Linked DNA regions of Homo sapiens: region 2 is linked to region 1. A link is an interaction called in ENCODE POLR2A ChIA-PET data of the cell type or tissue named here. Cell type or tissue: A673. All regions are shown on one strand. Links, peaks and the distances in the headings refer to the core of each region. The heading gives the core; the rest is flanking DNA. Region 1 overlaps ZCCHC24 (zinc finger CCHC-type containing 24). Region 2 has its middle 95 kb from the start of LINC00595.

The links. Peaks named below come from ENCODE experiments on the same cell type or tissue, not always from the same donor. Only the 100,000 strongest peaks of a DNase experiment are listed, where the experiment ranks them.
Region 2: POLR2A ChIA-PET joins it to region 1 with 9 read pairs; 1 of 35 experiments calls an interaction of 5 or more read pairs at or near these places.

Annotation. Positions count from the first base shown.
Region 1 is chr10:79,397,240-79,412,425 of GRCh38, forward strand. The region is part of intron 2 of ZCCHC24 (zinc finger CCHC-type containing 24); the gene reads right to left. Among named protein-coding and RNA genes, the nearest start is that of ZCCHC24, 41 kb to the right of the region's middle. RefSeq lists cis regulatory regions at 2,196-2,696, 6,951-7,451, 6,958-7,458 and enhancers at 5,707-6,515, 8,132-8,939. In A673, for the core only: CTCF peaks have their summits at 3,430 and 3,629; DNase peaks (open chromatin) are centred at 2,472, 3,432, 7,222 and 8,662; H3K27ac peaks cover 2,439 bases.
Region 2 is chr10:78,354,658-78,369,843 of GRCh38, forward strand. It overlaps the pseudogene LOC124902568. Among named protein-coding and RNA genes, the nearest start is that of LINC00595, 95 kb to the left of the region's middle. In A673, for the core only: no CTCF peak of the experiment used is centred there; no DNase peak of the experiment used is centred there; H3K27ac peaks cover 554 bases.

The DNA.
Region 1 (15,186 bases), core at 2,276-10,275:
TGTAACATTCTTGGGAGAAGGTTCAGCCTGAGCTCCAGGGCAGGGCTGCCCTCAGCACTGGTCAGATCTGAGAAAGGGGTCAGCCACACCCAGGGGAGTGCTCAGTGGGCAGCTAGGGCCCGGGGCCAGTCAGTTTGTAATAGAGGGGTCAACGTGTGCCTCTGAAGGCACACTGAGCTCTGTTGATCTCAAGTTAGTGCATGTCCCTCTGACTGTTTCTGGTGCTACCTTCTCCTTCACCTGGGGTCTGGAACCTGTGACTTCTAAGCCACCCCCTCTATCACAACCCCTCATCTTCCATTATCTGAAATAAAGCACTGGATGAACTCACTCCCCCATGTCTCCCCAGAAGCATCTACGTCTTCAGAGGGGATGAGGGGGCAGGCATGGGTGCCTCCCTGATGCTGAGGTCTGAGACTCCTTGATCGAAGGTGGGAACTTGGGGACTCTCACCAGCCAGGCCCACTCTGGATCTGGTTCTGCAGGCCTCTGAGCTCAGAGAGCTCACAGGACCTGGTGCCTGGCCTCACACAGTTGGGGCAAAGGACAGGGGTCAAGGTACCAGAAGGAGGGGTCAAGTCATTCCAGGACACTGGGCAGAGTGAAGCGTGGGGACTGGGGCCAGACTGGAGGTGGACTCTGGGAATTTGTTCCCAGAGCCCCTGCTTCAGAAATGAACGGGAAGAAAACCCACACAGATAAAGAAGACACTGAGTGAGAACCGAAGGGAACAGGAAGATGAAAGAGAAGAGCGAGGGGTGAGCCAGGAAGCACAGACGCACCATGTAATTAGAAAAGCAGCCGTCTGGAGCCGTCCGTCAGGGCGTGTGGGCTGCTTGGCAGGCAAGGGATGGGGCCCCAGCCTCCTGCAGGACCAGACGTCCTCAGCGCACCATTCCCACGGCTGCTGTCAGGCCAGGCACTGGGAGGGCCCGGCTCCAACACGCCATTGCATGGGATGTGGCTCCAATTGTGGTCTCCAGGGCCAGATGCCTGCAATGACATCTGGCTCTGCCTGTGACTATCCAGGGAGTTCCTCGCCAAGTTATTCAAACTCTCTGTGCCTTGGTTTCCTCATCTGGAAACCAGGATGATGATAAAGGACCTGCCTCCCGGGGCTGTTGGGATTTGACACATTCATGCGTGTAAAGGTCTCAGCTCAGTGGTTGGCACACTGCAAGTGCTCGGTCACCATTAGCTATTTCAGGGTGATTCTCTTCTTCGTTGCCTGCACTAGGAGAGGGAGCAGAGGTGTCTGAGGTATTGCCGAGGCTAGGGCTGAGGTCCACAGGCATTAGTCCCAGGAGGATGGTTCCAGAGATGGGAGGGAAACCTGGGAGGGATATCTGGGTAGCTCTCTATCCCTGGGTAGGAATGGACTGGCAAGCAAAAGAAGAAACAGCATTAGGCATCTTCGCTTTCTAGAATTCTCATGGAAGGACCACGCTGCAGAAGCTCTGGGGACACTGCTGGCAGAGGTTGAGGAAAGAGGAAAGAGAACTGGCATTTGTGTGGCACCACCTGTGTGCTGGGCTTTATGCTTAGGACTCCACAGCCCGTCAGACCCCCAGCCAACTCTCCTGGAATCCTGTGGGGCAGGGGACATTATCAACCTATTAACAGATGGTGAAACTGAGGCACAGGGAAGGGGTGGGACTTGCCAAAGTGCTTCCAGTGCGTGAAGGGCAGCAGGCTAGGCTCAGCAGGCTCTTCCACAAGGCCACACTTGACCCACCTCTTCTGTCTGCCACCCCCAAAATTGCCCCCACCATGATGGAGGCTTGTGTTGGTGGGGAGAGACCCCCTAGCAGGAATTTTATAAGAAAATTCCTAGGGCCTCCCCTCAGCCCAGTCCAGTGTCAGGCCTTGGCGGTGACCTCGGTAGAGGTGGCCTACAGGGCAGGGGTAAAGGCAGTGGATGGAGGAGAAGAAGGACTGTGGGCAGCTCTTAGCAGCAAGGAGCCATTTCCTGGAAGGGTTCAGTCCCGACGTTGTTTATGCTTACAAATGAGGGCAGGGCCAAGGGGAGAAGGAATTTCTAACGGAACAAAGGCTTCTCTACTCACCACACACCCCCCTGCCTCCTCCCAGAAAGGCACGGCCTCTTCTCATAAACTTCAGCATGAAACAGACGGTAACTGCTGACAGCACTGCAGGGGCCACCACCCGCCCGGCTGGGAAGGAAGCCAGGCCTGACCAGGCTCTCCTGACCCAGGCCCCTGCCACGTACCCCTCTGGGGGATCACATCTGCCAGGAGCCTGGGCAAAGCTCACTGGAGCTCAGAAACCACTCCTTGTAGCACAGACAGGCCCTTTGGGGACCAGAGAGGCAAGGGGACTCACTCAAGGACACACTCAGTAAATCTGACTGAGCTCGGGGGAGGGAAGGATCCTCTGACTTCCAGAGTGAGGCTGGGATCCTCACACGAGGGCAGCCTGGGAAGTGGGAAGCTGTGGCCAGTATGGGGGTGGGAAGGAGGAGCCAAGCCAAGGAGCAGAGAAGGCAGCGCTGCAGGGCGGGGAAGTGGGAGGGGCCCCCCGGGCAAGCCAGCGGCTTCGGAAGAGATGTGGAGGAGGCTCACACTCTCTGGGCACTTCTTCAGAATGGTTCAGTGTTTTCTTCCCATCCCTGCGTGAAATCTCTTGAGGTTGGCTGGGAGGTGGTGAGCTGCCTTTTACTGGGGGTATGCAAGCAGAGGCTGAGAGAACAAGTATCAGGGAGGCTGCTGAGGGGGCCTTTGCCCTGGTCAGGCAGGTGGATCTGGTGACTCTGGAGGCACTTCCAACTCTACAGTCCTCCCAACCCCTGCAGCTGGTAAAGGCCAACCAGGCAGGTGTGGAGACAGGCACTCTGAGATGCTGCTGGGGTGGGGGCTGAACAGGTATATTTTCCTACTGTATTTCTATAGGACAACTTCAAACTTCTGTAAGCCTTCAAACTTTAAAAAAATGTGCATTCCTTATCCTAAGCAAATCCATCTCTGGGCGACTATCCCAAGGAAATTATCAGACATGCGGACAAAAGGGGTGTTCAAAAATGTCCATTACAGCATGAGTTAGGACAATGTAAATCTGGAATGAGCGAAACATTCAACAACAATGCCCGGGTTCCCTAAATTACGTTATACCCTTTGGATGAATGACAATAAAGCCACTAAAATAGTTATGGTGATTTTTGTTCGGGGTTTGGGAAAATACTTATAAAGAGAGCAGGATAAGCAACCGAAGATAACCGCTGCACAAGAACAGGACTGGCAGGAAAGCAGCCACAAGGGCTGAGAGACAGGACTGTTGATGATCTTACTTCTGCAGCTTATGCTCTGTCTTAATGAATGAATTGCCTTTAATGAGTGGGTATGGCTTGGAAGAAGATGGTAGCCAGCCCACTCCCTGGCCTGCAGGCCCCTCCTGCCCCCTAGGGGGCGCACTGTGCTTTCCCAAGGTGACAGAAACCCCACAGAGATGGTGGCTGTGGCCACACTCCTGCCCCTGCAGGTGTGGACCCTGGGGCCTGGGCACTGGCTGGCTTCAGGCTGCTGGTTCTGTTGGATCATACTCATGTCCATAGAGCTAGCCCCCCAACTGTGGAATGCACTCCCCACCCCTGGGTCCCTTCTGCTCCTTCCATTTTAAGGGAAGCCAGACATGTCCACACACTGTCACGTGACACCACAGCCTGACTGGTCACTCCCCTCCAGGTGCTTGAAGTCCCACCACGAGTGAGTGATCCTTTAGGGTGAAGCTTGATCTCCCCATCCCTTTTAGACAATGAGTCCCTTTTGCACAGAGGTGACATTGTGGCCTTTGGTTGTTGAGGCAGAGAATCATAGGGACCAGGAGGAGAGCAGGGTGGGCACTGAGAGCCTGAGGCTGTGCCCTGCACGCCAAGACTCCAGGCTGCACTGTGCCCCAGGATGCACGGCCTCTGCCCTCTGGATATGGGTTCCAGCTATAGGCCTCGATACCTCCCAGCCTGAGGTATGTGCCTCACCCCCAGACCTGGCCTTGCCACTCCCATCTGCACAGGGGCGCAGGCCTGTGCCCTGCCAAACCCTGGGATGGAGAAATCACTGTTGCTCCAACATTGGGTATTTTTGGTCAGGGCCAGGCACTCTTTGTGTCCCGACAACCATCCATGAGCTAAGTACGGTTAGTCCCAGGTTTCAGATGGGAACGCTGACGCATGTAGAGGTTACATGGCTTGCCCAAGCTACGCTGCCAGGAAATGGGGTAGTCCAGATCCGAGCCCAAGCCACCTAACGTGGGCTCACTTTCTAAATTGCTACACAACATGCCAGGATTGCACAAAGAAGAGACCCACCAAGCCGGGATGGTGAGAAACGGGAAGGGGCCGCTGTTCTCATGGGTCCTGGCATGCTGGGGGCATCCCTCCCCATCTCTGGGCCTCAGTTTTCCCATCTCCAGAATGAGAGGTTGGACTGACTGCTGGGCAGGGTCACTGGCCTCCCAGGAGGCCCATAACTCAGCATGTGCCTGGCAGCCCACTCACGCTCCGCCCTCCCATGGAGCACAAGGCCGACCCCACCGTGCGTCCAGCTGAGAGGCTCTGGCTGGAGCCAAGAGGAGCAGGGGGAGGAAATAAAGAACAGATGGGCTGCCTGCTGGCCCCTGTCCTGCCCGGTCTGCCCAGTCTGCGTGCTTTCCTGCAGCCCGGCCGCTGAGGTGGCCCTGGGCTCCAGTCTACCTTCCCAGAGAGCAAGAGCCCCGGTCTCAGGAGTTCGAGAAAGACTTTCCACTGATGTAGAAACAGAGGCCACAGGGGTGGGGCAACTAGTCCACAGAGGGGGCGCAGGGCTGACCACGGACTCACGACCCCAGCCCAGGATCCTCTGTGTGGCCTTGCTGGCCCTTTCTGGAGGCCTTTACCAGAGGAGGCAGAAGGTCCCTGGTCATTCTCCCTAGTGTCTCTCCTTGAGCCTGGGGCAGTGCGGAGTAAACAGGGGATAGAGGTCAGAGGTCCAGGTTGGGCCCTGGCTCTCCCACGCCTGTCTTAGATACTTGGTTTTTCTTTTTTTTTCTTTTTTCTTTTTTTTGAGACGGAGTCTCGCTCTGTCACCCAGGCTGGAGTGCAGTGGCGTGATCTCCGCTCACTGCAAGCTCCACCTCCCAGTTCCATGCCATTCTCCTGCCTTGGCCTCCCAAGTAGCTGGGACTATAGGTGCCCGCCACCACGCCCGGCTAATTTTTTGTATTTTTAGTAGAGACGGGGTTTCACTGTGTTAGCCAGGATGGTTTCGATCTCCTGACCTTGTGATACGCCCGCCTCGGCCTCCCAAAGTGTGGGGATTATAGGCGTGAGCCACTGTGCCCGGCCAGAGCCTTGGTTTTTCTATCTTCCATGTGAGGGGGCTGCTCTGGTGGAGCTGGAGACACTAGCATTCAATGAGCACCTACAATGTGCCACACGCTTTCTGACCTGGCTCTCCAGAGCTCTTTCATTTAACAGGAGAGCAAACTGAGGTACAGAGAGGCCAAGCAACCTGCTCAAGGCCACACAGCCATGGAGCCAGAACTTAAACCCAATTTGCTGACTCCAAAACGACACTTTCCACTGAATGTGCGGCCTCTCCGTGAGACGGTTGAGAGAAAATTAAAGAAAAAGCCTGCTCCTAGGAACACAGCCGCACCTCTTACCTCCGACCCTGGCCACCACCTCAATATTCATTTGTTCACCTAATTTACACTGAGCACCCACTCTGCACCAGGCTCTGTGGAAAATTCCAGAAATATGGAAACAAGACAGATGAAGAATGCCCTGTCTTCATGGAGCTCTCAGTCCAAGGCCTTCCAAAGAAGTCAGCCCTGTGACCCTTTCCCCAACCGTGACCCACACCAGTCGCGAACTCCCCTAGCCACATACTCCTGGGCTCAAGCCCAAGTCGGACTCACACCTGTGAAAACACACTTGGATTCACGCCCTCAGGCAGAGGCCAGACAGACCTCCCAAGTGACAGGCATGGGACCTATGCATGCCACATGAAATTATCTCTGATCACTGCCACGGCCTCATTGAATCAGCACTCTTAACCCTAATGACGGATGAGGAAACTGAGGCTCGAGACAGGGGCAGCAAGTCTGCCAAGTGCTGAGCCCCTGGCTTTTCCTTCCCCTCTGTGCTCTGTGGTACTGCTTTAGGGACCAACCAAAGACCTCCACACTCACATGTCCACATGCACGGCCGGGGGAGGCAGGTGGAAGGGCTGCGTCCCTGCAGCCTGGTCTGGGCAGCTGCAGGCTCCACGGAGGCCCCGGAGGAAGCAGGCGGTCAGAGGGACAGGTGGGCTGGGCCGCGGCCTGCAGGATGCTGGGAGGGAGGAAGGACGCGGCAAGAGGCCACCCGGGGCTTCCTCTGGAGCCTCAAGGGCCTCCTTGTCTGCGCACAGCCGTCCTCGCCTCCTTGCCCAGGGCCCCCTCCCCTCTTCTGGGTTCCTGCTGCAGCCCAGCATGGGCCCAGAAGGCCTGGCCTCTTGTCACCCCTCCCACCCCCGTTCCCAGCCCAAAGCCACCACAAAAATGCCATCCTGATTCCACAACACTAGGGTTTGTCAAAGTGCAAGGAACAATGGGAGCTTTCACAGGGACAGGAAAAGGCCTCAGGAAAACCCTGGGGAGGGGGGCATGGAGTGGGGGTGTGGAGAGGAGGGAAGGGAGATAGAGAGGAGAAAACAAGCGGGGGACAGAGAGATGAGGGAGAGATCCTGGAGAGACAGGGAGTGAGGACACGATGTTGGGAATGAGGGGCAGGGAGTGAGAGAGCGCCCGTCAGAGCAGATAAGAGGAGAAGGGGGGACAGGGTGCCCAGGAGAGGCGAGACATGATGCAGAAACAAACCAAAAGGGCTGGGAGACAGAGACATTCGGGGGAACGGGGCCCACAGAGGCCAAGGAGCCCCTCCAGGACCCAGAGAAGTGCCAAGCCCCCCAACACCCCGTGCCTCCAGCCCTGTGCCCGGCCCTGAGGCGCTGCTGCCCAGAAGGCAGCAAGAAGCCCCCTCTCCAAATCCCACCCCAGCCAGGCGATTTGAAGTAATCTCAGGCAAAACTTTTTGGAAAGCAAAGACATTTTAATCACATGAACAGCCACTCCCTAAGTTATCTGTTTCCTGCTCTGGCTTTCCTCCCTTAGCAAACCACACGGATCAGAGCGGAGGGGCGGGAGGGGAAGAGGGGCCGGTCCAGAGGGGTGGAAAGCTTCCGAATCACAGGGATTGCAAAAGACAGAGGTTTCCTCCGCCACTGCAGAGACAGGGATTGCTGGCTGCCTTAGTGGGTGGATGGAAGATCTGCAGCCACCCTGCTGTTTGCTGATTGCTGGAGGGGACTATTGAGTTTGAAAACCATTTGTTGTTTCCAGATCTTGCACATCCCTCTTTGGGTCCCGTTTGCTCAGCAAGACCTTTCTTCCGACTGCACCTCTCTCTCCTGCTGCAGTCACCGCCTGAGTTGGGCCAGGCAGAATCTCCCCAAATACTTAAATGAAGGCCCACTTCAGGTTTGGGCCTCACCGCAGAGCTGAGATGAAACATGCAAGGCATTCGGGCCCCTTCCCCTTCTGGCCCCAGCTGACCTTCCACCCACAGCACTTACACTCAAATAAAGAAAAGTCACTCCCTGCAAGTGACATGCTGCCCATCTGTGCCTTTTTCTTGCTGTTCCCTGTACCCAACACTTCACCAGTGAACAGCCATGTACCCTTCAAGAGCAAGCTCCAGGGGCACCCTGGTCTCCCTGGCCCAGAGAGGGCTAATGCACTGCTCAGGAGCTCACTCCACTGCTGAGTCCCAGGCTGGCTGGTGTGGAGATAAGAACCCACCCGCCGCCTTGCCCTGGAGAAGGCCCTCTCCCTGAACTTCCAGGGGACTCTGTGGTTTGCACCACACGCTTAGCTCCAGGAAAGGCGAGAGACATGATCTTCCCTAGGTCATGTCCTGCCCTGACCCAACCTCCAGCTTGCCAAACTCAGAGATTTCACCCGAAATTTAAACGAAATTCCCCTACTGCCATCTTGTTTCCCACAAGCCTCTCTGTGTGCTGCGGTCAGGTGCACCCTCCACACCTCTCACTTCTATGGTAGCACTAGGCTCAGGCTGGGGCTCAGAATCCTTTGGCAGCTGGAGGGGACACCAGGAGTGGCAGTGCCTGCAAAGGGTGAGGTGTGAGGTGGACAGCAGAAGTTAGGGCAGGGTGGAGGTCGCACAGGTAGGAGGTGGCAATGCCAGGGCTGATCATGGCGTGGGCTCTGTCCAGTCCCAGGACGCCTCCTTGGGCAGTGCTGAGCACCCTGGACGGCTGTCTTGAGCTAGCAGCGCCATTTGCACAGGGCAGCTGGCCCCTGGCTCTGTGTCTGAAGGCGTCCCTGGCAAGGCCTGGATAGACATGGCCGTGACCAGCCCAGCCTTCCCTGGCTGGAGGGAAGGTGGTGGGTCAAGAGGTGGAAAGGCCTCAGCCTGGAGTGAGGCTTTGGGTGTGAGGGCCACAGCCCTGGGAGGAGGGGACAGGGGAGCTCAGCTCAAAATAGTGATGGGGGAAGGGTGTGCAGGGTGGCCAAGTGCCAGAAAAGAAATCTGATCTGCCCTGGCCAGTGAAATGCTGAAGTCAGCAGTTTGGGGCCACTCTGGCAGAGGCCTGGGGGCTGAGGCCCCCACTGCTGCCTGGCAAGAGGCTGTGGGCGTGACTTCCAGCCTCGCAAAACCCTCACATAAATCACCTCCTCTCTCTGGGATTCGATCTCCTCATCTGGGTAGAAAGAGAAGCAAACTTTCCATCTCTGGGTGAGCGCTGGAGCTCACAGCACTTAGGAGACTGTGGCAACCACAGACCGGGGTGGAGAGTGCTGAGTCTCCCCTGCGTGCTGGGGCTGGCCACGCACACAACCTGTAGGTAGCTTCATTGTGATCCCATTTCCAGGTGAGGAAATAGAGGCTCAGAGAGGTTAAGTCACCTGTCCAAGGTCACAAAGCAAATAAGCAGAAGGCTTCGAACCATGGCCTTTCTCCCTGTTGCCCAATTCCCTCCTTGCTGAGCGAGATATCGGAGGTCCAGAAGGCCATGGACAGGTACAAAGGACACCTGTGGCACCTGTTCTTCAATTGGGTGGAGGGGAGCTCTGCAGAGGAAGAGCTGCTCTTATGTGACTTTTACAGGGGGGTCGCAGGGAGGAAGGAAGCCTCACATTTCCCACCCCTGCTGACCCTGCTTCTTCACCAAGGGGCTGGAAAGACATTCCCAAACTGACCTTTCTCCACTGTCCCCAAAGGCGAGGGTGTTCTGTGCAGGAAGCTCTGCAGGAAGCAGGATGATGGAGTGTCCCCAAATGGTCACTTCCCCTGCCTGGGCCCCAGGTTCCCTGGCTCTAAAACCCTCACAGCTCCTGCTATGTGTGGGGTTACCTCCACCAGCCATTTCATCCTCCCTGTAACCCCTACAGATGAGGAATCCAAGTCACAGAGAGGTTAAGAGATTTGCCTGAGGTCACACAGGCAGGAAACAGCAGAGCTGGGATCTGAACCCAGGCCTGACTGACTGCTGCAACGCCGCATGCCTCCTACATGGCCTTGAGCTCTGACCTCCTTGCCCTTGTCTGTGGACAGCCCCACAGGACAATAATCCCGCTGGTGCCCTGAAAAGGGAGGAGAAGGAGAAGGGGCTGGCTGGTGGTACTTGTTTTCATACCCACCTTTACACACCCCAGTCTCACTACCTGGCACACCCTGCCTCCCAACCAAATCCAGTGGAAGCTGCACTTCCTCCGGGAAGCCTCCTTGACCCTTCTGGTCTCTGTCCCCTTGCCCCAGGGCTCCTCTTGTCACTCTCTGTGCCACAGTGCCACCCTAGGGCCCCCTCTACACCTGCTGAAGGCAAGCTGGACACACGCCCCGCAACCTGTGTGCACACATGGCCTCTTTGCTAGGGTCTGAGACAGCGCCTTTAAAGTGCTGATGGGGTGGAGCGCCAGCCAGGTGCAGACCTGCCCCCAGGGAGCGCCTGTCCCAGAGGAGCACTCGGTGGTGTGGGAGCCAGGCTGACTGTTGCACAGTAACCATGCCACACACAGGGCTGGGAGCGCCAGTCCACATTCCCCAGCAGGAAGTGAAGGCTCATTCTGAAGCCATACGGCTGTGCTCGTCTTTCTGATTCCAGATTCCTGAGCCCCTGCTTCTAGAGCACACGCTCTTCTTCGCTCACGAGAGCACGCACAGGACCATCGGGGCATTGGTACACTGCACGCTGCTGCCCTGGCCCCAGAGTCTCAGAATCAATAGGTCTGGGGAGGGCCTGAGAACCAGAGTCTCAAATGCCTGGGCGGTGCAGCTGCTGCTGGTCTGGGGACCCACCTAGGGAGCCACCGCCCCAGTGATCCTGGTCACAGTCTGTTAAAGTCCAGTCAGATACTGTCACCTCCATGCTGTCCCCATCTGCCCATTCTACAGCCCAGGAAACTGAGGCACAGAGAAGGCAAGTGACTTGCTCAAGCCATACAGGAAGTTAGGGTCAGAGCTGGGAGTGGAGCGCAGGGCTCCTCACCCCAGGAGCTGGGCTGGTTGCAGGACAGTGAGGCTGCTGGGCTTGAGAGGGGAAAGCCTGGATTGGGGGAGAAAGGCCCATCTCTTTAAAAGCAAGACCGGCGGTGGTGTCAGTGGCGGCGGGGTACTGGGGAGGGCTGGCCTGGCTCTCCTGGCCCAGCCCCAAACCTGTGACTCCTCAGCATCTGGAAACCATCACCGGGAACAATGATCATGGAGCAGGAGGCCGGGCTGCTCAGGGGCTCCAGCCCTGTCTGTTCAGGAAGGCAAAGGAACACAGAGCCTGCAGGCACCTCCTGCCCCCACCTCCACCACCGATGTTTGCCTTGGCACCAACACACACAGCTCCCAGTGGGCCCAGCTGTTGGGAAAAGTCAGCCCCTGAGCTACAGATGTGGAGGCTGGTGGCAAGATTGGGTGCCCAGAAGCCTGGACGGAAGCCAGTTGACCCCAGCTTAGCTCCCTGCTCTGCCTGCACGACTCCTGGCTTATGATTATAGCACTCTGGGCCTCAGTTTCCCTGCAGGGAGCTCAGGGACTACCCAGGTTAGGCCAGCTGCTTACTATATACTGGCATGTATCTGACCAGCTTGATGCCTGGATCCCAGGTGCCCCCAGGGATCCCGCTTGTTGTCTGCAGGCCAAACAACCAGCCAGGGAGCAGGGAAGGCTTTGGAGCACCAATCACCACGTGCATTTACTTCCTTTCCACATGTGCCCTCGACAACTATGAATTAGGCACCCACAAGGCACTGGAGGAGGGTGGTTAACAAGACAGATGCAACCCCGGCCCCCATGAACTTACAGCCAGGCGCGGAAGAAAAGTAAGTATCCCATTCAGATCATTAAAGCTGTGATGAGAGATATGAAGGAATGGGGTGTCGTGGCAGAGGAGAATGGGGATCCCCTCTTCACAGTGAGAAGCCATACAGAAGGTCTGTTCAGGGCAGTCAACCATTCCCATTCCCAGTCTCTGACGGTTCACAGCCTAAACTGCAAAAGGTGGGTGTTTCTGACCTCCTTCCTGTCCCTGACCCAGTCCCTACACACTGCCACCAGCAAGCTCTGTGACCTGGGATAAGCCCCTTCCCTGCCTGGGTCTCAGTTTCCCCATCTGTCCATGATGGGGGGATAAAGTAAAATCAGGAAAGGCAAATACTTCTCCCTGTGTGTCCACTCGTAACTTGCCACAAAACTACTGTGGTGTGAAGGATTCTGCAGCTATATCCAAGCTCGACAGGCAAGAATGGTGTGATTTTCGTGGTGCCTGCCCTGCCATGGCCGGGGGCAGCAGGCACACATGACTTGAGTTGGCATTCCTGACCTAGATGATCCCTAAAGATCCTTCCAATGCAAATAGTTCCATGAGTAGACAGCACACAGGCTTGAGAAGTGGACAGAGTCCAAGTCCTGGCCACTGCTTCTGCACACCTCTGGGCATGTAACAGAGGCTAGTTTTTGCCAGGCTTGGGCCACTTGGGTGCTGGGCTTTCAAAGCACAACCCTGGCTGCGGAAGCTCTTTAGAACTGTGACTCTTCCTCCAGGGAGCCTTTCCTACCAGCACTTCTAGCAGACATCTCCCCTGCCCTCCAGGGACCCCCTGTACCTTGTGGATCTCTGTAGGAAGCACTTAGGATACACCCCTCTCAGCTCATGTGTCTGTCACCTCCTTCCCTGCCCTCTCCTCAGGGACAGAGACCCTGTAGGGGTCCCCTCTGATTCCCTGGGCCCAGCGTGGGTCTGGCACAGGACAGGGGGCTCTGGGGAGCAGGTGAAGGGCAAGTGACCATTTGGACATGACTATCAGCCTGAGAGAAGTATCTGGAAGAGAAAGCCAGAGGGGTAGGGGAGGTGTGGGGATGGGGCAGGCAGCGGCCTGGCAACTTCCTGGGCAAGCATGCTGGTCGCTGTTCCTGGTCCTCAGTGTGGCTATTGTCCCTGATGGTCCAGGGAACGGGCTCAATAGGGCCTCTGTCCCTCCCTGAGCAGGCCAGCCCAGCTCAGTGGTGTCCCACCCGGGCAGCTGGAAGGCGAGGGCCGACACTTCCTGTCCCCACTGCGAGTGTTTGGAGGAGCAGGGGGAGGACGGGGGCTCTCAAGACAAGCACCCATCTGTGTCCCCCAGAGAAGAGCTGCCCAGCTGGGGGAGGAGGCGGGAGAAGGGAGAGCAAGGCAGGGGATGCGTTCAACCCTGTGCCTCCGCCCCTCCCCTCCCAGCCAACTCTCCCTCTGAGCTGGAGCTGTCAGGAGGCCCATTCTGGCCCTCTTGCTCTTCCTCAAACAAGCCAAGCACATCTGTGCCTCACTCAGAGCCTCTGCACTTGCTGTTCCCTCTGCCAGGAATACCCTTCCCCCAGATGCCCACACCATTTGCTCCTGCTTCATTTGTCTCTACTCAAGTTGTCATGTCCTCAGAGACACCATCCCTGACAACTGTCTTTGAATATGACCTGCCACCATAGCATATCCATTGGTGTCAATTTCTTTACTATTTGTCATCCTGCAAGATTGGGAACTGCATTCTTTCCTCATCTTTCTTGTTCACTATGGAATGTCCCATGCCTGGAGCAGCACCTGGCACATAGTAGGTACTCAATAAATACACGATGACCAGTCAGACAAAAGTAGCATGCTTGAACACTGATCTGGCCTTCTGGGATGTGCTCAGGATGAGCAGAGCCCCATGTTCTGGGAGCATCTGGCCAGCATGGCTGGGGAGGAGTGACGTCACAGTGGAAAGGGCCCTGTGGGGCTGGAGCAGCCTGTGCAAAGGGCTAGACCACGGGAAGCATGGAGGGCTTGAGGCTTGGAGGCCAGGCCAGTCCAGGTCCTAGACCATATCTTAGAGTTAAATATCAGCCCAGGAGTATGGGAAGCCAGGGAAGCGCTGAAAATGCGAAAGTCTGCCTGGCATTGTGAGATCTCTTTGGCTGCTGAGTGGACAGAGGGGTTGGACATGGGGGGACCAGTTAGGGGGGTGCTGCCACATTGCTGGGGAGAGGTGGTGGGGGTGTGGTCTGGGGATGGGTGGCAGAGGGGAGAAGAGTGAGAGACCCCTGAGATGGCAGGAGGTTGAGTCAGCAGCACTTGGGCTAGCCTTGGGGGAGGAGAGCAAGGACTCAAGAGCAACTCCCAGGTGTGTGGCCTCAATCAGCTGCGGGGCTGTGGGGGCTGAGGCAGGAGCTCCCCTCTTGGCCCATGGTTGCCCTGGCTCTGACTGGGGGACAAGGCCAGGGTGGAGCAAGGGAAGGTGATGACGGTGTCTTGTGCCGGCAGTGATGGACGGAAGGAGGACTGGCCGTCACTGGACAGCAGGCAACAGTGATGGATGGCAGCCTCATGATAACTGTTTGCCCTGGCTCCTGTCCTCAGGAATCGCCTATAAACCTGTCATGTGAGCCTGCTCAAGGTGCCCTTGGGGGTATGATCCACCCTAAAGCTGATTTGAAAATCACCTCGGGGCTGGTAAAAAGAGGCCTTGACCTCTGTCTTTAGATTTACAGTCTAATGTGGCCAGGCATCCTGGCATGGTGCTATAATTAAACACACACACACTCCCCTGCAGGTGAGCAAATAGGCTCAGAGCAGGAACCATGTGAACACAGGCCACGGTGGCAGGCCAGGGCTTTCCCCACTGTTCCAAGTTGCCTGCTGGGCCCCAAAACAATTCTTCAGAGCCATGAAGGAGGACTCAACGGAAGGGGTGTTGAGTCTGCAGCGGAAGAAAACCCAGGAGGGAGAGGATGGAACCAGATTCTAGAGGGAAAGGTGGCCCCAGCCTCCCAGGGCTCAGTGTGCCCAGTATATGCACAGAGCAGGACTGCCAAAGTCTCATTCCACTGCCCACGGGTGCCCCACTTTCCAGAGGAGGAGGCCAAGGCCAGGGGACTCCAGCCCACACAGCCTGTGAGAGGCAGGGCCAAGCTCAGGCCTCCTGGGATCCCAGGCCAGTGCTAGGGAGAGTCTGAAGCAACTGTGAGGACAGAAGAAGGGTCAGGAGACCTCCAGGAGGCCTCGGCCCCTCCTGGAGGTGCCATGCTCAGCCCCAGGACCCTGCCATCCCACTCTGAGAAGGTTTCTCAGCCCCAGAGACCTGCTCTGCCAGGGCAGGACCCCCAGCAAGTCCACCGTCCCCAGTCCCTGGAGCACCCCACATGTGCCCCTTACAGAGCCCTGGCTGTCTCTCCTGCCCTTCCCTGGCTCCCAGAAGCCCAGAAGGCCAGAATCTCGCGAGTGGGAGGAACCACGTGGGGAGTCTTGGCTTTTAGAAGCCCTGGAGCAAGGACTTCCTGCTACGCCTCCACAGGGGGCATTGAGCCTGTGCCCTGAACTGGGCCTGGGTGTGCACAGGTCTGCAGCTGCACATGCACACACGCATGCATGCACACAGGGAGCGAGCGGAACGCACCGTGGCATGACCTGCCAACTCCGTTTTAAGTCAACTGACAAGGAAGTGAGTGGCCAAGGCAGACCCATGGCTCCAGAACCCCAAGGGAGGTAGCTCAGGAGCTTCCTGCTAAGCTCTTGGGTCCCCTGGACTTGGCAGCAGCCTGCAGCGGCATGAGCCTCTGTGCGAGTGTGCACAGGTGCATCGGTGAGGGGCGGACATGCCCGTGTACACCCTCGCCCCTTGGCAGCCCCG
Region 2 (15,186 bases), core at 2,836-10,835, 1.0 Mb before region 1:
ACCATATCCTTGGCTCCAAGCATGGCTCCTGCCACTTAGAAGATCTTTAATATTTTTTGTTCAATGGATGAATGAATGAATGAATGATGGGTGAATAAATGGATGGCTCTAGAATAAGTGAATTGACAGTTCTGTTGTGTTCTACCTGTGTTCATCTCATGGCTTACACCTTGGCTTGCCCAGAGGATAGCAGTCAGAATAGTGAGGTGATGCTTAACTATGTCATTCAGGAGGCAGTAGAAAGAATGAGGGGTATTTAATGGTTAGCATAACAGTTTCCTGTCTTCAAGTTTCTGAACGCAGGAGACACTAGTGGGTTAGAGCTAGGGCCAATGCTTAGAACTCAGAGGCAGATCTGGGGTCCCCCAATATCATTGCTCACATTGATTGAGTGCTTCATATGTGCTGGGCATACTTTTGCCATTGCAGATGATAGACACTAAGGCTTAGGGAGTATATAGGTTTCCTGGGCTGCTGTCACAAATGACCACAAACTTGGTGACTTTAAACAACAGAAATGTACTGTCTTACAGTTCTGAAAGTCAGAAATCCAAAATCAAGATAGCAGGGCCAGGCACGGTGGCTCATGCCTATAATCCCAGAACTTTGGGAGGCCAAGGTGGGTGGATCACCTGAGGTCAAGAGTTTGAGACCAGCCTGGCCAACATGGTGAAACCCCGTCTCTACTAAAAATACAAAAAATTTAGCTGGGCCTGGTGGCAGATGCTTGTAATCCCAGCTACTCGGGAGGCTGAGGTGGGAGAATCCCTTGAACCCGAGAGGAGAGGTTGTAGTGAGCCGAGATTAGGCCATTGCACTCCATCCTGGGCAACAAGAGCAAAACTTCATTTCAAAAATAAAAAATTAAAAAAAAGATAGCGGGGTTGCATTCTGTCTGACAGCTCTAGGGAAGAATCCTTCCTTGCCTCTCTTAGCTCCTGGTGGCTGTTGGCAATGCTGGCACTGCTCTTGGCTGTGGACTCATCACTCCATTCTCTGCCTGTCTTCTCATGGCCTGCTCCTCTGTGTCTTGATTTGGATTGAGGGCCTACTCTGACAGTCCAGTGTGATATCATCCAAATCCTTCCTTTTAGTTACATCTGCAAAGACTCTTATCCCACATAAGGTCACATGCACATGCTCTGAGTATGGGGGGGTTATGGACTGGATATCTGCATCCCCCCAAAATTCATACATTGAAATCCTAACCCCCAGTGTGATAGCACTTGGAAATGAGGCCTTTGTGAGGTGATGGGATTAGTGATCTTGTTACAGGAGAAACCACAGAGCTTGCAGGAAGAAGAGGCCATGTGAGTAGAGAGTGAGAACTCGGCTGCCTATGAGCCCATACGAAGAAGCCTCAGGATGAAAGCTACCTGACCAACACCTTGATTTTGGACTCTTCTAGAACATGGGAAATAAATTTTTGTTGTTTTATAAGCTACCCAGTCTGTAGTATTTTTTTAATGGCAGCTTGAGCTGACTAATACAGGAACTACCATTCAACCCACTATGGAGTGGGCCAGTGGTGGTGGAGGTCAGGGGCAGCCAATGCTCCTCTTCTCTTCCCCATGGGAGCCTTTGAGAGCCTTTCTGACTTTCCAGCATGGACGCCACTTCCCCAGGAGGCATTGAGTTCTTATGCGGGCGTTCAATGGGCTCCACAGATCTGGGACAATGTGGTGGGGTCCCCTTGAATTCTGTGATTGCATGGTAGCCCCTGACCATGCCCCTTACGTTTTGTCCACTGGCAGCAAGCTTAAACCAACTGGCAGTGGAACTGAAGGCAAGTGTCTAACATTTATGGAGGATGACACCTTCTATGGGAGCCTGACTCGTGACCTCTGTGGGTATTTTTGGCCCAGAGAAAGGGCTGGTCTGAGCTGTGGCTATCAGTCTAATAGTATTAGAGGGTCACTACAGAGAAGGCAGTTATAAATCACCCAGAGTGGGCTGGGAAGTGAGTGGAACCTTTCTGCCTCTTTTGGAAGACTCAACCTGGGGAAAACATTTCATGTCAAGGGTGGGAGGGGGAGGTTTCTTAGATCCCTGGGCTCGGCCAAATGTGAAGTCAGCACTCCCCTCCCAACCTCCCCGCAATCCAGCCTTCCTCCTGTCCTCCCCTGGCTTCTATAATTCCGTTTGTTGTGCTCGCAAACACCGTGTTGGAAGATTTCATGCTAATGAAAGGGTTTCTTGATTAGGTTACGCTGTTACTGTAAATGTTCCCTCATTATCTATGTTATGGTAGGAATTTGAAAAAGTATAAATTGAGCGTCTTGCATAATTTATAAAACCTGAATGTTTCCTAATTAGTTCGGTTAGGTTAATGATGGTGCAGCGTCACTTCTTCCTGGTCCCGTTAATGACCTTTCCACTCTTCATTTTGAACACTTTCTGTTATTTACAAGCCCCCTCCCAACCCAAATCCAACAACCAGCTTCCGGAGTGTGGCCCCATCTAGCCTCTGATGGGAGGATGAAATGCCTTGCAGAATGTGAATGGCTCCTTTTTTCTCTGCATGTCCCCCGCCCAGCTTTGAGGCCAAGAGGCAGCCTGTTTAAAGGTTGGCCAGCCCAAATTTGGCTCAGGCCAATCCCCTGAAGAATGCCGGTGAAGTGCATTCTTTCGGCATTTGTATAGAGATTGGTGCTGTCCCCCATTAGCAGCCAGAGATGTGAAAATGCCGGAGGAGGTGGGGGAGGGAAAAACCCTCTCAAAAGGATTCTAAAATAACATTTTGCATCCTCAAGTAATTCCCAGTTCTCCCTGGCAACCATTCATTTCTTCCGAACAGCAGAAATTTGCAATATGAAAGTGGATTGGCTTCTCCCTCCCTTGGGGCCCCTGTATCTCTTCATCCAGCGCCTTGGGTAAAAAGCAATGCATACGTTTACAATATAAATGTGATTTAATCGACCTCCCTGTCAGGGAGAAATGGCAAGCATATCAAACAAGACCAAGATGTTAGAAAGAAAAATCATAAATTATTCCAGTGACGAGTTTCGGAGCCGCCTCCCAGACTACTAGCTGATGCTATATAAGGCTGTTCCTTGAAACAATAATTAAGATAATTCTGTATGACAAGGAGAAAAATGTCCAGCTTTGTATGAAATGTGCTTCATGTTAGCAAGCTGAATGCTTGGTATTGATTACTCTCTCCCCACAATCTCCCCCACCCAGTCGCTGTGATTCAAGGCTAAAATTAATTGAATGATGCAACATTTCTTTTCTCGAATCCTTATTTACCGTACATGCCTCCTAGAAGCCATGCAAAGTGGGCTGGCCTCTAATTCTCTAAATTGATCTCTTCCTTTGGCAGTGTCTGGGAGAATGCCGACATGTACGCACACACACTCACACACATCCTCAGCTGGGTGTCCATTGTTCTCCTCTCTGGAAGGTATGATTCCCCCCTCAGGCAGATTTGAGGGACATATCAGTACAGTACAGCCCTCACTATTCTGTTATTAGGCCACCATGGGGCTCTCCTACAGAAATATGGCCAATGCCAGAGGTCCCTCAATGCAGAAAGCTGCAGACGGGACTGGCTCACCCCACCTGCCACCCTTTCCCTGCTTGCAGTCCATAGAACAGCATCTGGCCTCTGTCTAGCAGAACATCCATTTTCCCCCTCTCCCCCTTCCAACCTCCCAGGGTATGGTGTGGATCAAGGAGGGACCTCTTCGCTCTCCCCTCTCCTATTCTAGCTGCCATATCCTGAGACAGTCGTCCCCCCTCCTATGAGAGGCACTGGGCAATTCCTGGCAGAGAGAGATGGTTTATGGCCTCAGCTCTGCTGGTTTTTCTGAGGCTCTATTTCATCTTGACTGCAGTTGCTGCCGCAGTGGTGGCTGGGAGAGAGAGCGAGGCACAGCTTCAGGTACTTAATCCACAGTACATCCCCTGGGCACCCGCAGCAAGGCTGATGCCTTCCCCTGCCTGGAGAAGCTGAGAGAGTAGTGGTAAAGGTAGCGACTGCAGGCAAGGTGCCCATGGGCAGTGGTTTGCCCCTGGAGCCAGGCTGGGGCTGGATTCCAGCATCTCTGGGCTTGTTGGGTTACTGAACAGGGCCCTTCCCACCCTGAACCCAGCTTCTTCCCTGCAGAAGGTGGTGGTGGGGATTCAAGGTGGAAGCCTGTGATGGGCTTGACACGTTGTGCACAATCAATGATTTTTAAAAAATCAGAGACATTTAGACAATTGTGCGATGAGTAAATGGCTCTTGGTTTGACAATCCTGTTTGTGACAACCCAGAGCCTTGTCCCCAGGAAACCATCCTTTCCAGAATGATGACAGAGAAGGACTCTTGTTTTCTGCCCTGGATGTGAGGGGGTGGTTGTGGTTCCACTAAGCCCTGAGGAACCATCCTTTGGGGACAGGCACCAAAGGTGCCCAAGGACCCCATGCCCTAGTCTTCCTCAGGAGACGTGGCATCATCACTCAGCTGTAGCCACAGCTCATGAAGCCAGATGGTGATAAGCACATTGCACGGAGGCTGAAGTGGGTGGGCCGGGAGAAAAGGCAGCGCTGGTGCCCAGAGCCGACTGCTATGGGAGAGAGGGCTGCCTATGTGGGCTCAGAGTTGGGGGTGAGGAGTCTAGAAGATAGGATAGGGAGAAAGCAGGCAGCCAGTGGGAGCTGGACCCATGGAGCATTAGTAACCCATTAACCCATACCCTTAAATTAGCAGATAACTACCACACTAGAGGCTACACTCCAGGATAAGGGCTGTGTGAATCTTGTCCACTCTCCCAGAGCTGAGTACAGTGCCCAGCACATACTAGTGCCCAATAAAGGAGTGGAGTGATAGGTGAGGGCCCAGGAATCCCTGCTGAGGGGAGTGGGTGCCAAGGCATCAGTCTGGAGGACTCTGAGGCTGTTGCACCTTGAGAATGGGTTGTTGAAAGGCAACGTGGGGAGGCTGTTTGCAGCCAGTTTCTCTCCTCACCCTCCCTCTGGGCGGAGGGGGGCTAGTGCAGCATCTAGAAGGCTTGAGTCTCACTTTTGCTGGGAGCCTCACATCTGGCACGAGGCCTGGGCCAAGCAGTGTCTGAACTGTCCTCCTCTGACCCCAGATGATCCATCAAATCCTCAGGCATCTCTGAATCCCTGCGCAGCCTGGTACCCCGTAGGAGCTCAACAAGGACTCCTGAGTGGTTGGCTGCTTGACGAAGAAGCAGCCCTTCTCTGTTGATGAAAGAGCAATTAAGACTTTAGGAGTCTGCAGTCTAGACAGGGAGCTGTCAAGTCTCACATAAGTGGGTCTGGGAACTGGTAATAGGAGATTAGGGGGGGCTTCTGGAGAAGAGAAGCTGCTTTAGAGGTGAGCAGGAGGGAGCCTGGGGGCGGGTCCCGGGGGTTGGGTCCTGTGCATTGCTCAGCGGGAGCCAGCGTGTCGAAAGTTCCAACCCCTCTGCCTGCCTGCTCTGTGTGTCTTACAGGCTTGTTTTTACACTGCTTTCTTTAATGACTTCTCACCATAGTCAAAACAACTCTCCTGTCAACTTATTACCTTAAAAATAGTTGAAAAGATGACACTTGGGTAGAAAGTGCTTTAAAAGAACAGCTACTTTCCCACACGCTCCTCTAGCTCTGCCTTAGAGAAGAGTCTTGTGTTTGGAGACCTGGGTTTTAATCCCAGCTGTCTCTCAAGGTGACTATGTGACCTTGGCCAAGTCATGGTACCTCTTGGAGCCTCAGATTCTTCCACTGTAAAACACGGTTAAAGCTCATTGGTGCATAGGAATAGAACATTCCCAATGTTTAGCTCCACACCTGTGTGTTCAGCCCATTTTCTCACGCAGCTGCCTGGGAAGGCTTCCTGGAGGAGGTGGCACAGAAGCTAGTTGCTGCGTAAAAGCCAAGGCCAGCGAGTTTGACCGCTGCAAGCTGAGCTTTTGTAGGACTCCCAGCAGTAAGCCTGGGTGGCAGCCATTCCCTGCCTCAGTTCCTGGACCTTCTCGTCATTGCCTACCTCCCCATCCAGGAGGCATCCATCCCTGTACCCTTTCCTCTGCCTTGCTTCTCTGGTCCTCAGAACAGCTCCCTGCCACCTGCACCCTCCTGGCTGGGAGAAGGGTACAGCCTCAGCTCTCAGAATTTGGAAGACTTTTAATTGCTGTCTTTTGTCCATGGAGATTAGAGTGACTCCAGCTTGGAGACAATTAGTAAATTATTATGATTAGTTTCCATTTGTGTGGTGCTACCCTTTGAGAAGCCCAGCTGATTTAATCAGGGTTGGTTAATGGGAGCGCTAGCAGCTCCCCTCACTCCTGACGTGCCTTGGAAACCAAGAGTGAATCCATAGACCGTGTTCACAGGAGCTCAGCATTTTGTGCTGGAGTAAGACCCTCTGCATTGCAGGATGCCTTCTGCTCATGGCTTCTTGCCCCACGGGTCTTTGGGGAGCTGAATAACTGGAGAGAGGGGGACGTGGGGACGTGGGCCTGGATGGGATGTCAGGGACCTAGGGTGTTTGCCTGGAAAGGGCCTCACTGCCCCATGCTCCCACAGTTCTCCTTACCCCACAGCCCACACCACCACTTCCTCCCTCCTCCCCTGCTTCACCTTCTCTCTTCAGATAGACTCTAGTCCAGTGGTTTGCAGACTTTGACTCATGTCAGAATCACCTGAAGCACTTGTCAAAACCAATTGCTGGGCCCCACTTCCAGGGTCTCTGAGTCAGTGGAGGAGGGGCAGGGCCTGAGAATCTGAATTCCTAGAAGTTCCCAGGTGCTACTGCTGCTTCTGGTCCAAAGAGCAACCTTTGAGAGTCATCTTTTCTTATGGTTTTCAATCCCGGGTGGACATTCGAATCCCTTGAGGAGTTTTTAAACTGATCATTTCCCAGCCCTCTGACCAGGCTGGGTTCTGTTGGTCTGAGCAGGGTCAGGGTAGATATTTTTTAAAGATTCTCCAGGTGACTCTGATGTGTAGCTTGGGTTGAGTGGGGGCCCTTTCCTGGAATGCAGACCTATTTCCAGGAGTTCAGGGGAGCTCTTGCCCAGTTGCTGAGAGGCTCAGCTTGGATTAGCAATACGTAGCAGGATGTGGACACCTGGGTTCTGGCTTTAGTGCCTGCTTCTGAGTGTTGACTTCTGATGTCCAAGTCTACCTTCCCTTCCTGCCCCATTCTTTCTTTCTTTTCCTTTCTTGCAACACCTCTTTCATCTGCCTCTCTTTCTTCCCCCGTAACTAGTTTAGTGAAGATCCCACGCAGTGGAATGGAGTTATTACAAGGTTTTGTTTTCTCTTGTCCCCCTCACTCTGTTGACTCCTTTTGTCCCATAACTTCTGGCCACTTTCATGTATCAGGACCTTCTCTGGTCTGACAAGAAACAGCAGTCTCACCGCTGTGTCAAACCCGTCTCCTTGGAGTGGGGAAGGAGAAACGGCTTTTTCATGTTGAGGCCATTCTTCTTCCTCCTTTCTTGGGTTTTCCAGGATGGGAAGGGTGGAGACCATCTTGCTTCACTCGCCTCCTCTCAGTGAGGTGGCCGGCTTTTGCTTGGGCTGGTTAAGGCTGCATCTGCCTGGTGTGCGTCTGCCCGTCCCAGTGGTGGCTCCTCTCTAGTGGTAGTCTCCATGCAGAAGGTGAGTGTGGGTTCTTCAGGGGCAGCGTCCAGCTTCACTTCACCTCTCTCATTCCTGAGTGTGCCCTCAGGAAGGACCTCATCTGGGTGGCAGCCACCTGGGCAGCCCACACCTCCTGCCTAGCTCTAACTTCCGTGCTTGTGTATGTGGAGACTCAAGGTCCTCTCCGCGGGTCCTTTCTCCTGGGAAAGCCAGGAAAAATGAGGTCGGTGATCCCCCATCCTATTCCCAGCCCTCTAAACTCTGGTCTGTTTTCATTTTGCAAGTGCAGGCCTCTACAGCAAGCTGCAGCCTCCTTCCTGCTGAGACTGCCAGACAAGAAGGCACCACTTCCTGTGTTCACATTCCAGGGGCGTATGCCATGCCTTCCCCTAGGCCGCACTTGCCACTTCCGCATTCAGCTAGCGTCCAGCTAGGGTGGGGAGGTGCTGATCTTCTTTTGCTGGAGGCATCCCTGTCTCTAGGCATGATTCTCCTGGAGGCCTTTCTCCTGCTTGGCTTAGGGGAGGAGAGCATTTTTCTCACCATGAATTCTTCCCTTGCGCTAGGCCATACGACTCAGCAGTTTTGCCTCTTGCCTATCCTGAGTGCTTCTAGATGGGGACAGGGGTGAGATGAAGCAGAGGGCAGTTGGTGGTCATCCCATAGACAGCCTGCTGGGCCTGCTTGTCAACAGCTTTCTCAGCGTGGAGTTGGTGTTTCTTCATCACATTGGGGGCCCAAGTAGCCAACCCCAGACCCACAGGAGGGACCCACTCAGCTTCCTGTTGTCTCCCCACCCAATGATCCTCCTCCCTATTATGTCCTCCCTGCTTTCCTACCCTGGACATTCAGTGAGCCTGACTCTGTCCCAGGCCCTGCTCTAAACCCTGGGGGGGCATAGACATGGGACAGCTCCCACTGCACTCACTGAGAGGTGGCAGAATTCTCCAACAGTTACCAGCCACCATCCTGCATCCGCCAGGAGCTCCTGCTCTGCCAAATGACCAGGCTGTGATACTAGGGTGGTTGGACTGTAGTGGAGGCAAGCCCAGGGATGTGGAAACACAGGGCAGGGCCAAATCACCAACTTTGGGGATTTAGGGGAAGCTTCCTGGCTTGGAAGAGGTGGTGTCTGAGTGGGGCCTTGAAGGATGAGTAGGAGTTTGCCACTCAGACACAAGAAGAACATTTTACGCTGAGGGAATGAAACATGAAAGTGGGGGCTGAATGCAAAGATGCTGAGTGTGATTGGAGCATAGAGGAGATGACATGATGGGAAGGGGCGAGGGACAGGCAGGGAGCAGGTCATGAAGGGTCCTGGAGACCGTGCCATGGTAGGGAGCACTTCCCAGAAACATCTCAGAGTGAGCTGTTGGGCACTCCTCCCTTCACCCCAAGGCTTCTGTTTTGAAGGGTCTAGTTGGACACTTTCTTCACATGGTGGCAGCTCTGAAGCTGCAAGCACTTGAGTAGCCAGCATTTCTGAGAAGGGAGGACTTCCCATATTGATTGCAGCAGAGCAGGTGGAGGTGATGGGTGGGCAGCAGAGATCCGAGCAGGATGGAGGATGAGGCAGCTCCCTTTGGGTCCTCACTCCAGTGGCTTTCATAGGAGGGGCCTGAGCGTCAGGACAATTCCTGGCTTGGTTTGTCTGGGGAAGTCTTTGGCTAAAATACCAGGGGCAGAAATCTTGGCTGGGAAAGAGGAATTCACAGGACTCGAATGATTTACCTAAAAGAAAAAGCAGAACAGGGATTATTTTTTTTGGAGGTGGGACTCTGGCGTGACATTTTAAAAATGCATGTTTCCATTTCTCGTGTTCTGTGAGCATATGTTGCTTTTCAATAAGAAAAAACCCCATGTTTGTTCCCCAGCTATTTCACCAGTGCCTATTTATCTTGTGCCAGCCTTCAGAGACCCTGCGGGTAGAGGGATACACTAGACAGGGCAGCCAACACCTTCCCAGAGTGCGACCCTCTCTCACAGTTAGTGGGCACCCACAGTGGTGGGTCTAGGGGCACTTCCTGTATCACATCACTCGTCTTGACAATGACTCTTGAGGATGGGTATAATTAACATCAACTTCCAGATGAAGAACCTGAAGCTCATAGCAGTTAAATCACTTGGCTGAGGTCACACAGTAAGGTGTAGCCACGTTGGGCTTCCAGTCCAGATGAGCTTGGCCCCAAAGCCTGGGCCATTTGATGCTGATTCTTTTGGTCTATTGGACTCCTATGCAGGCTCCCTCTGCCAGGCCTGCCCCTTTGCACCTTGGGTACCGCTGGGGAAGTCATACAGCTTCTCTAGGCCTCGGTATCCCCACCTATAAACTAGGGATAATTACATCTCCCTTGCAGGCTCATTATGAGGCATAGGGAAGTGTGATTAATGCACGTTACTCAGGACAGTGCCTGACACTGGATGCCTGGCTAATGAGGTCTTCTAATCATGGTGTGGGACAATGTGAGCTGGCGTTGATTCCCTGCTTCTATCACAAGAAATAATTCACTTCTGTCTCTTTCCAGTTTCTGGCTTCAGAAGATGTAGGTCCTCGGCTTCCTTAAGCTCCTAAACTCAGACTCAGGGGAGGGATCTGTATGGAAAAGGCAGTGGCCTCCCTGTCCTGGTTCCCACATCATTGTCCCCTGGCTTCCCATGGCTGTTTCTTCTCAGGCCCAGGCTCAACCCAGCCCTGGAGATAGCCCAGACATGGGCCTTCAGCATGGAACATCAACCCCATTCACACGTGGTCTTAAGATTAGTTACAAAGACCAAGGCCAGGGTGAGCCTGGAGCAACCATGTATTCAACGCTCCTACTGCTGTAAGTCTTGCTGTTTGGGACCTGTTTTCTCCAGGTGCTCCACATACATCACTCACACCCACTGCTTGGAACACAGCATGTTTGCCCTGCTGGTTCCCTTCCAAGATGACAACCATAAACTCTGCAGTCTGAAGGAGACCCTCTGTTTCTGGAGGGTTACCAGAAGGTTGTGCTGCCCATCCATCTCCCAGAAGAGCCTGTGCCTTTCCTTCATTTGAAGTCAGACCATCCCCTACCTTGCCGTGTGTTCTGTTCCAGGTAGCATTGCCTTGCCACCTAGCTCCACTTAGGTGTGGTACCCTGGGCTTGTATTGAAGGCAGGATGTTGGGAGAAGCAGCCCCTAAGAAGCTAGTTATTGTGCCTATTGCAGGAGGAAGAGTGTTAAGGAAATTGCTGGGAGACATTTTTCTCACCTTTAGAACCAGGAAAAGGAGGGCCGATTATGGAGAGTTCCTTTTTATCTGTGGAAACCAGGCTGAATGAGACTGCGTCTTCCTCTCCGCTTTGTCTGCTAGGAAGCACAGAGCCCAATGCATAGCCCATTTCTAGGAGGTGCCCAGGACCACAGCATTAACACCATGGTGTGTAACCTCACCCTTGTCTAGTGATTGACTGGAGCCTGCTGGTCCCCAGGACTGCTCTTTGTGCTGTCCTTTGGGGTCCAGCTCTGCATCTGACTTGGTTCCCCCCAGCCCCATCAAGTCAGCTGGAGAGCAGGACCTCCCTGGGTTCTGGCTGCTTCTCTTTCCAGCAGACCTGTGTCTTCCTGGCATCCCAACAGCCATGGTTGACTTTTCACGTTTCCATGGGAACAGTCTGACTGTAGCCAGACAAGTAACTAGAGAGGCTGAGGAGGAGCGTGTGTGAGTGTGTGTTGTGTCTGAGGCTGCTCTTGGAGCCCAGAGATCTTGTGTACTTCCCTTCGGCTTGCAGTGGCTGCAGCAGCCTCCTCTTGGTGGTAATCATGGCCCATTTGCACCTCCTACATCTCCATTGCTGACATAATATTGCACCGGGGTCCATCCATCTGCATAATCATCTTAACCTGCTCCCATAAGAGAGTTTAAAAGGTCTGGGCTGTTGGAAAATGACCATAAAGCCTGAACGCAGATACCTTTAGCAGCAACGCCAACATCTATCACAGGGTAATTAGAGGCAAGGAGTGAGGGCTCCTGGCTCTGTGTCGGGGAACTGTTTGGGGCTGCGTCTGCTCTGACTGTTGAAAAGAAAGGGAGGGAAAGACCCAAGAAGGCAGTCCAGGAAGGAGAAGAGCAGTTTCTGCAGCAATAAGAGGATTTCTTTTTACTGGAGGGTGTGCAGCTTCTCCAAGGGGAAGGAACTTTGCCTAAGACTGTTTGGGGACTCCCGGGACCTCTGTTCACACGTTGAATGCGCCATGGTTTTCTGAAACTAGAAAAATCATGACCAGGACTGTTCCTTTCTTACTGTGTTCTAGGTCCCAAACTCTGGAGTGCTGTGTGGTCTTGAACAAGCGCCCTTTTCTCTCTGTGATCCCATTTTTCTATTTGTAAAATGTGGGGATTGGACAAATCCGTCAGTTTCCAAACTCTTATTTGTGGAACACTGGGGCTCACTGGCAGGGATGGGGAGAGGGAAGGGGGTAGGCAGGGGTGAGACCCACCTCCTTTACTCCAACCACAGTGGCTTTTCTTTCATTGGTCCTACATTCAGCTTTCTAAGGAAGGTTATACATGAAGAGCAGTTTTCTGCTACCAGAAGCACTGGACCCCCACTGGGCTCCAAGATCCCTTAGAGTCTCTGGTGTTCGTATGATAAAAGTACTAGGCTTGGAAAACCAGATTTTGCTACGTCCTTTAACAAGTGTCGCTTTATTGTGCTGAATTTGATCTCTCCAGAAAAATAGTGGCGTCTGTGCAGACAGGCAGTGCGACTTGAGGGAGTGTGAGGACCCCACGGAGTCAGACACAGAGGGGCAAGAACAGCTCTTGCAAAGCAGAGACCAGGGGCCAACTGCCCACAGCCGGCCTCCTCAGGCCCAGTGGGGCTCCAAGTCTTCGGGAATGCCCCAGGCAGTGGGTGGCTGTCCTCTCTGTGTTGAAACAACAGAGCTGTTTTCTTCTGGGTCCCCCGCCCCCCTTGGCTGTCAGCTCTGAGCAGGGTGTGCAGCCCCCTGGCTCCTATCCACATGGAGCCTGGTCATCTCCTTCTGGGGTCTATCAACTGCATGAGCTGTCAGTGGAGGCCACGGCGGCCTCTCCGTTGCTGACCTCTTGTTCCCCAGCCTCTTGAAAACTCGCTGCAATTTGTCTCTGATCCTGCTGCAGTCTCCCCGCCTTCCCCTGAGGTCGGGGCCTCAGGCTCTCAAGACTGTAAGGCTCACTGTCTCCGCTGCTGCCTCATTTGCCAGGCACTTCAAGCTCCAAGTCTCCCCTCCTTCCTCACTTTTAGGTCTTTGAAATTTTGCGCCCCTATATTCGAAAGTTATCCTGGTCATTGACAGTGCAGGGAGAGAAACTGCTGAAAGCATTCCCCCTTGTTTGGAGGGTCCACTCCTGTCCCTTCTAAACTCTGGAGTTTTCCACACCTCCTCTTTTCTGTCACCTTTTAGATGCCTCCTGATACCTGGTGTCTCGCTTATGGTGTGCTCCCTGTGTGAAGCTCAGTGCTGGTGTCTGTGAGGCTTTAACCAAGGTATACATTGAAAAAAAAGAAGAAGAAGAAGAAATAAAAGAAACTTTTTTCTGTCTGACTTTCTGTGTGTGTCAGCCCAGGCCTGGGGAAGTGTGAGGGCAGGCTGGGTGAGTTTGCCAATCTTGTCATCCCAGAACCCCAGAAACATCACTACCCTAGTGCTCCCTGCACACCCAAGCCATGCTGGCCAGATGTGTCGCTCTGGTCTCTGTTCGACTCCAGCCCAGCCTATTCTCCTTGGCAGCAGCTCCTGGCATGCTCTGCAGAAGGGGCAGCTATTTCAAACCAGGCTGAGGGCCCTGGATGTGGCCATTTAAAGAAAAGATGATGGTAGCTGTCTTGCCAGGCAGCACCACTGTGGTCTCACAGAGCACCTGGCAGCCTGCTTCAGAGTACACACATTGCCTGCAAAGAGTGCTGGTTTTCTGTTCCTTCTCAAAACTTTGCCTTGGGACAGTGGCTGGGTCGGAGGCTAAGGCCGTCTTGGGGCATCCTTTGCCCAAGTGCAGTTCTTCCCACTGAGCCACAGTGTAACCTCTGACAGAGTCTGCCCAGGCTGGGGCTGGCGGGTCACCTATTTATTTTAATAGGGCAATCTCTTTTGGGATGACTGTAAGCAGAGGCCCCAAGTGAAAGACATTTGAAAACAAGCTGCCTGGAAACAAGCCTCTTGGAGGACCACAGGGGGGTGGATTCTGGAGTCTTCTCTTAACGTGCATCCATGCCTCCCCTGCCTCCATTCATGTTGGCCTAGTCCATGGCCCTCCCCTCCTACTTGAGGAGAACAGCCTTCCAGACTCCTGGAGGCCCAGGCATGGGACGTGCCACAGGTGGACCTAGAACCCAGGTCTCTGAGTCTCAGTCCACTTCTCATCACTCCTGCTGAACCCACACGTCCCTCAGCAGGTATATTAACTAGAAGAGCCTTGTTGTGGCTGTGGAGGTCTGGCAGTTACATGGAGGCGCAAATAAACTCTTGCAAGATACTGTGGGGTGCTAGAAGGAGTAACTTCCTGGAAGGCAAGAGACCTGGTTGTGGTCTCAGATCTGCCAAGCGGCTGTGTGATGTTGGATGAGCAGCTTGCCCTTTCTGGCCTTGGCACCTGTAGTTGTACAGTGAGTGGTTTGACTCTGGGATGTGTCAAGGCCTCTTCAGGGTACCTCTGCTCTAGGTAATGTCAGGATCTTTCTCGAGGCATGAAGGAGAAGCTTGTGGTAGCAGACAAGAGCACGTGGAGCAGGACGGGATGACCCTGGTGTTCTCATGGAAGAAGGTCCATGACAGCTCCTTTTCCCCACGTGGCCTCGTCTCGGGGCCCCAAAGTGAGTGCAGTGTGGGGCCTGCCTGCTGCCCCTCCTGGAAGCCCTCGCTGGGGCAGTGAGCAGTTCCATGCTCTATATCTTCATCCCATGGTTCTTCCTAGGGATCCACTTGTGACAAATGCCTCCTTGATGGGAAGTGGGCAGGAAACATCTCCTGAAGTGCAGGGAGCCGGCCCTCTGGATGTAGCAAAGTCCCACCTATTCATGTGGGCACCAACCTGGGCAGGTATGAAGTGACAGAGAGGAGGAAGCTTAGCACCTGCTGTCAGGGCGTGTAGACTGGCAGGGTAGGCAGCAGTACTGCTGCTGAGGTCATGAATCTTAGTCCTCTCACTCAGCTGGTGACACAAATCACTTGTCCCACAGCTGCTTCCACGATCCATTCTGTGGGGCTGGTGGAAACCCATCACCTCGGCTCCTCTGGGGTTGTCCTCCTGCCTCTCAGATTCCTTCTCTGGGCATGGCTCATCCCAGGAGTCAGAGAGAGGGTCCTCTGGGTGTCACCCCTCAGGCCCCTGGGCCCTCACTCTCCCTGCCTGTAAGGCCCCTTCAGGGCACAGCCTGCTCTCTGCTGCCTTCCAGCCCTGACTAAGGCACAAGGCTCCTTTCTGTGGCTGTCCCCAGCCCTGGCCCCCAGAGGTCTCCCCAGGAGCCTTTGCTGTGGGCTCTTGCTCAGCAGGAGCAGAGAAGGCAGGGTCCCTCTCTCGAGGAATAGCTTTCACTACTCTCCTCCCTCCAGCTTGGGGAAATCTCCTTTTGGTTTGGGAGCAATACTTCCACATTTACGTT